Regions from separate parts of the Homo sapiens genome. Here region 2 is linked to region 1. Evidence: chromatin contacts called from ENCODE Hi-C data. All regions are on one chromosome and are shown on one strand. Each heading gives the region's core, a stretch centred on a gene start or an enhancer-like site at or near the end of the contact. The rest is flanking DNA. Distances are from core to core; before and after follow the strand shown.

Region 1 (3,017 bases), core at 467-2,966:
CAAGGCCAGGCTCGGCTCGTGTATTAAATAGGACCCCATTAGGGACCACCATTCCTGTCTCCTTGAAGACTTGGAGGGTGGCACTAATTTTTGCCATTTCCTTGAGATGCTGTTATGGGTTGAATTATATCCCCAAAGGATATATTGAAGTCCTATCCCCTGGTATCTATGAATGTGACCTTGTTTAGAAATAGGGTGGATGCAGATATTATTAGTTAAGATGAGGTCATACTGGAATAGGGTGGACCCTTTCCCAGTATGACTGGTATCTTTATCAGAAAAGGGAAATTTAGACACAGCTATAGACACAGAGGGAAGACAGTTATGTAAATCTGGAGGCAGAGATTGGAGTTATGCTGCCACAAGTGATGGATTGCCTGGGGGCTACCAGAAGATGGAAGAGATGAGGAAGAATCCTCCTTCTAAGACTTTGGAGGGAGCATAGACCTGCTGACACCTTATTTTTAGATTTCTAGCCTCCAGAACTGTGAAATAAACTTCTGTTGTTTAAAGCCACTTAGTTTGTGTACTTTGTTATAGCAGCCATAGGAAACTAATACAGATGCAATATATATACTATATATAATATATATGAATACATATACATAAATATATATACTATATATAATATATGCATACATATACATAAATATATATAATCATATATATTTATAAATTCATTATCCTCGTGGAAGTGTCTTACTGGCATATCCAGGATCATTCTCTGGGCCTTTGCTACAACAACAGCTATAACTTTACAATTCAATGAACAAAGGGTTCTGCCAACTGCTAAGTATGCCCATCCCAATTGTACATTTGGAAATTGTGCAAAGGCCCACCCGTACCCATTGTGAGACAGACATGGTTTGGACTCCGGTTGCTAGTTGACTTCCATATACCTCTACTCTTAGCAGGAGGGTAATGTATTAGTCAGGGTTCTCTAGAATCATATATATATTATATATATGAGAGCTTATTATGTATTAACTTACATGATCACAAGGTCCCACAATAGGATGCCTGCAAGCTTGAGGAGCAAGGATAGCCAGTCTGAGTCTCAAAACTGAAGAACTTGGAGTCTGATGTTCAAGGGCAGGAAGTATCCAGCATGGGAGAAAGATAGAGGCTGAGAGGCTAGACCAGTCTCTCCTTTTCACGTTTTTCTGTCTGTTTTATATTCACTGGCAGCTGATTAGATGGTGCCCATCCAATTAAGATTGGGTCAGCCTTTCCCAGCCCACTGACTCAAATGTTAATTCCTTTGGCAACACCCTCACAGACACACCCAGGGTCAATACTTTGTATCCTTCAATCCGATCAAGTTGGACTCAGTATTAACTATCACAGGCAATGATGGTGTTTGGGATCTTTGGCTATCAGCATCAATCTGTATTCACGTGTTTGGAAATATCTGAGTAATTTACGGATTGATCGATGGTGTTGCAACATCTTTCTTGTTTTTCAGTTGATGTGTTTTGGGTCACAGAACTGGCTCAGGCCTAAAAGCTGAGCATGGAAATAAGGCTTTTCACTGAGCATAGCTGACCTCAAACTTCTACTCTGCCGTCACGTATCTCTTTTGAATATTCATATTCAAATACCCTTATTGGCTGCCTATCTATCTTGCCCCTAGGGACAAAATGTTCTATGAGCCCTTTCCATAAATTCTGTGGGTCATGCCTTGCTGACTCATTCTGAACTTGCTGTGGATTATAGCCTTCTGTCCACCGCTCTTCTATTGGGTACATGCTGCCACCTAGCCTCTGCTCTTCTCAGATCCTATCATCTCCATTGCTATTAGGGAACCCACTACCATAACAATATCTCACATCATTATTCCCAGGGGTCCTTCTGACCTTATTGCCTTGGGCATGTCTTATGGGCCTCCCTAAGGAATATGGTCGGTACAGGGTTTTCTGTCTCATAGAACGGACCCATTGCTTGCATGTTGCTTCTGTGAGCCTTTTAAGCCCTTCCTCCATCATTTGCTACAGCAATTCTGGCATCTCTATTTTGTTTACTGTAGGCCTTTCCTTTTCTCAGGCTTTCAAAGTTAATTGTATCAGCTGATTACAGCAATCACTGGGGCTCTTGCCAGGGCATTAAATCCTGTGTCACTGGAAAGTGCCACTATATTGCAAAACACTCCCTAACACAGCTGTATAGCCTATCTTCTCTTGATTTAACCCCCTGAGGAACCACTTCCAGTTCCTGATGGTAACATGTTATCCATGTCTTGATGTTTTTAGGCATATAATTTCTTTTCTGCTTTACCTGTCCCAACACTTTTGATCAGGTTATGCTGAGATTTTACTCTAATTATGAACCAAGAGAGGAAGTGGAGCAAGTCCTGAGAAGGTAAAGAAATGTTATCTAAGATACCTGCCTCACTTGATACCTTTGTATAACTTCAAACGTGTGTGTGTGTGTGTAGCTCTGTCTTCCAATAAGAGATAATTGGTCACATTTTCAGGTGCATAGGACTCAGGATAACCCAAGATTTGAGATTCTTAACTGTGTCGATACAGATATCCCCATCCAAGCATCAGGGCCCCACTCCCTTCAGGGCTCTAAGTTTGTGTAAGAGACCTGCCTAGACTGAGATCCAGCTTTCTCTGATGCACTGCTAACAATTAATTTTGTTTTCTCTTGTTCTTCAACCGTGGCTGCCATCCAGGTGCAGAAGTGGAAGTTTTATTTAAATAGTGCCTAGGAGTTCCTGTTACTCTCACTTTGCTAATTTACTTTGTTGATTAATAGACTTGAACCTGTCATTTTCTCTCTTCAATCACTGGTGCTGAGCAGTAGCCAACCAATTCCACATTCTTATAGTTGTTATTTCTTCATATCTCTAAAACACCCAGAGTATTGTCGCAGCTATTGCACCGCTTCCACCTGTATCCCATCACAGGACAGCATAGGTGAAAGCCAGTAAAATGCACCAGCATTCCAAGGACTATCAACATTCCACCTATCACCAGCAATAGGGTTCTCATTATCATCCAGCTGGAAAATGA
Region 2 (2,734 bases), core at 73-2,572, 560 kb after region 1:
CCCTTTTAGGCTATTAATCTTTACTTCCATGAAACAAACAATATATTTAGAACATAATTTGATATAAGTTACAATTTCTCAATGTGCATAATTAATTGTGAAGTGGTGGGGCAGTGGGGTAAAACTTGGTAAACCTAAAGTCTAACTGAAAAGAGAATACAGTATGTGGGTATTTTTCCTTCTCTCAACTTTGCTTTTAAGAGAAACAGGCTAACCATGAAAACAAAAACAAACAAACAAAAACACATCAAAAGCCTCATGTCAAATATTCAGAAGTTTCCATTTTTTTGTTGTTATTGTTGTTGTTGTTTGTGGTTTTTTGTTTGTTTGTTTTAGAGACGGAGTCTTGCTCTGTTGCTCAGGCTGGAGTGCAATGATGCAATCTTGGCTCACTGCAACCTCCGCGGTTCAAGTGAATCTCCTGCCTCAGCCTCCCAAGTAGCTGGGATTATAGGCACCCATCACCACGCCTGGCTAATTTTTGTATTTTTAGTAGAGATGGGGTTTCACCATGTTGACCAGGCTGGTCTTGAACTCCTGACTTCAAGGGATCTGCCCGCCTCAGCCTCCGGAAGTGCTGGGATTACAGGCGTGAGCCACCTCGCCCAGCCTATTTCAATTTTTAAGGTAGAAAATTTGAAACTTTCAGCTGCGTGTGGTGGCATGTGCCTGTATTCCCAGCTACTTGGGAAGCTGCAACGGAAAGATTGCTTGAGCCTAGGAGTTTGAGGCTGCAGTGAGCTATGACCATGATGCTGCACTTCAGCCAGGGCAACAGAGCAAACTTAAAACAACCTTTGCAAAGATTATGACAGTGAAAGAAGTCTAGCACAGCTGACTCCACAGGCTGGCTTCTAGCCCCACAGGCTGGCTGTCCTCACTCATTCCTGGGTGTAGGCCAAGCTAACCATGGGAGGAATTTAGTTTATAGTTTAACTTTAATGTAAGGATGATTGATAATAGTCCCTTACTAAAACTGATCCCCTCCTGTTCAGGAATGGAAACCACCTTTGTCTGAATTTTTGGCATGAAAGAACAATGATTAGAATTACGGGAGGGGCCTGAATTCTGCTAAAATGTAGGTGTAGCTAAACAATAACCAGCCATTGTCCCTAGCTTGTTTTTCTATAATCTCTTAATGCTCAGGAATCATATGGCCAGAAGTCACAAGATTTGTGACTTTGCCAATTTCTCCTATAGATAACATCACTATTGTAAAACTTAAGATTGGTCTTTTGAGATATTTTTCAGACTTTTGCATTCTGGCAACTCACCCGACTGAGACCAGTGACTCATGACTCAGCTGGTCCTGTGTTTCCCACCCAGAGGTGGACTCAGCGCATGAGGACCATCCGTTTTCCACATTCCTATGATTTCATCACCAACCAATCAGCAGCACCCATCCTCTAGCTCCAAATTGCCCATAAAAGCCCTAGCCTCTGAGTTCTCGAAGAGGCTGATTTGAGTAATAATAAACTCCTATTCTACCACTTGGCTGGCTTTGCATTAATTAAACTCTACTGCAATAATGCTATCTCAGTGAATTGGGCTTATCTATGCCACAGGCAAGAAGAATCTGTCATATGATTACAAGACCATGTTAAAAAAAAAAAGAAAGAAAATTTGAAACCTCTATTTCCAAATATTAGGAACTTGGAAAAATATGCACAAAGCTAGGATTTCTAGTAAGGTGGGGTTCATATACTTTCCTGATACACTTTCCTGATACAGTTTTCCGTGTCAAGAGAGATAAGTCACTAGGTGATAAGCTAGATGTGATTAGGAGGGGGTGGTGAAGACTGTGACAAACTAGAAAGAGTATGTCCTAATTGGATAGTCAGCATTTAGCTTTAGTTTATTATTCCCATGTGTCAGTTTGAGGCTGACATTAACAAAGCTTCCCATTTTCCAAAAGAAGACCCAGAAACCAGAAGATACAGAAACCTGGACTTTTGGATATTTTTCGTAGTTTTTATTTGTTGGTAAATCATGCAGATCTTTTCTTAGAAGTGAGTTGTCTATCAGATAAAAACATCAAAGGGCTCAATTTAATTCATACTATTAATGTTTTACTGACTTCTGGGCTTAAGTGTGTTTGTTGGTTATGTTCTGTTTTGAGGTTTTCAGTAACATTATTATCATGTCTACAGGAATTGAAGCTATTAGTTACTGAGCCCCAGGTTATTACCCCATACACACATTTTTCTGGTGACTTCAGCTCCTAGTTCATTCTCATGCTGTCTGTACTACTTATTATATCTGCACTCTTGGTGATTTCAACATATGCATATGTGATACTTTCACAGCCTGGCTGCTCAGATCCTTAATGTCTGCCCCCCAAAGATCTTGCTGTTCACCCTACTGCAGCAACCTTACTCCCCAGATCACATGGTAGATGTCAAGACTCCTAACTTCAATCCGGCCATAACCCCACCCCACTCTCTGATCACCATCTTTCATCTTTCCAGTTTATTCCCTCTACCCTGACTGCTGGTTCCAATGTCTTTTGACTCTTCAAGTCACCTACCTTCAATTGACCATTCTACCTTTTTACTATCCCTTTGAGGAAAGAAAAGAACTTTCATATGAGCAATTGAGCCCTTTCAAATTATCAGACTTGGAGAGGCATTAAAATGAGACAGCAATCATGTCCTACTTCCTCCCTTAGAGCTATGCATTAATCTCTGGAAACTGCATGCTATTGCACCAAGTAGCTATTAATTAACCTAATAAG

Evidence for each region. Hi-C counts contacts between places; a loop is a spot of excess contacts on that map. Pooled maps may share reads with other maps.
Region 2: a loop to region 1 is called in a map of MCF 10A, with 4 times the contacts of the local background. The contact joins two enhancer-like sites. A Hi-C loop is called at or near these places in 19 of 168 maps with a recorded cell type or tissue (A673, B cell, CD4-positive, alpha-beta memory T cell and 14 more), 34 of 37 single-sample maps with no recorded cell type and 29 of 50 pooled maps.

What each region holds. Positions count from the first base shown.
Region 1 is chr1:65,947,360-65,950,376 of GRCh38, forward strand. The region is part of intron 3 of PDE4B (phosphodiesterase 4B); the gene reads left to right. Among named protein-coding and RNA genes, the nearest start is that of PDE4B-AS1, 100 kb to the right of the region's middle. Within about 2 kb of position 1,717, at least 3 of the 41 ENCODE cell types and tissues checked have a DNase peak (open chromatin) inside an H3K27ac peak, as active enhancers do.
Region 2 is chr1:66,504,994-66,507,727 of GRCh38, forward strand. No RefSeq gene overlaps it. Among named protein-coding and RNA genes, the nearest start is that of SGIP1, 28 kb to the right of the region's middle. Within about 2 kb of position 1,323, at least 2 of the 41 ENCODE cell types and tissues checked have a DNase peak (open chromatin) inside an H3K27ac peak, as active enhancers do.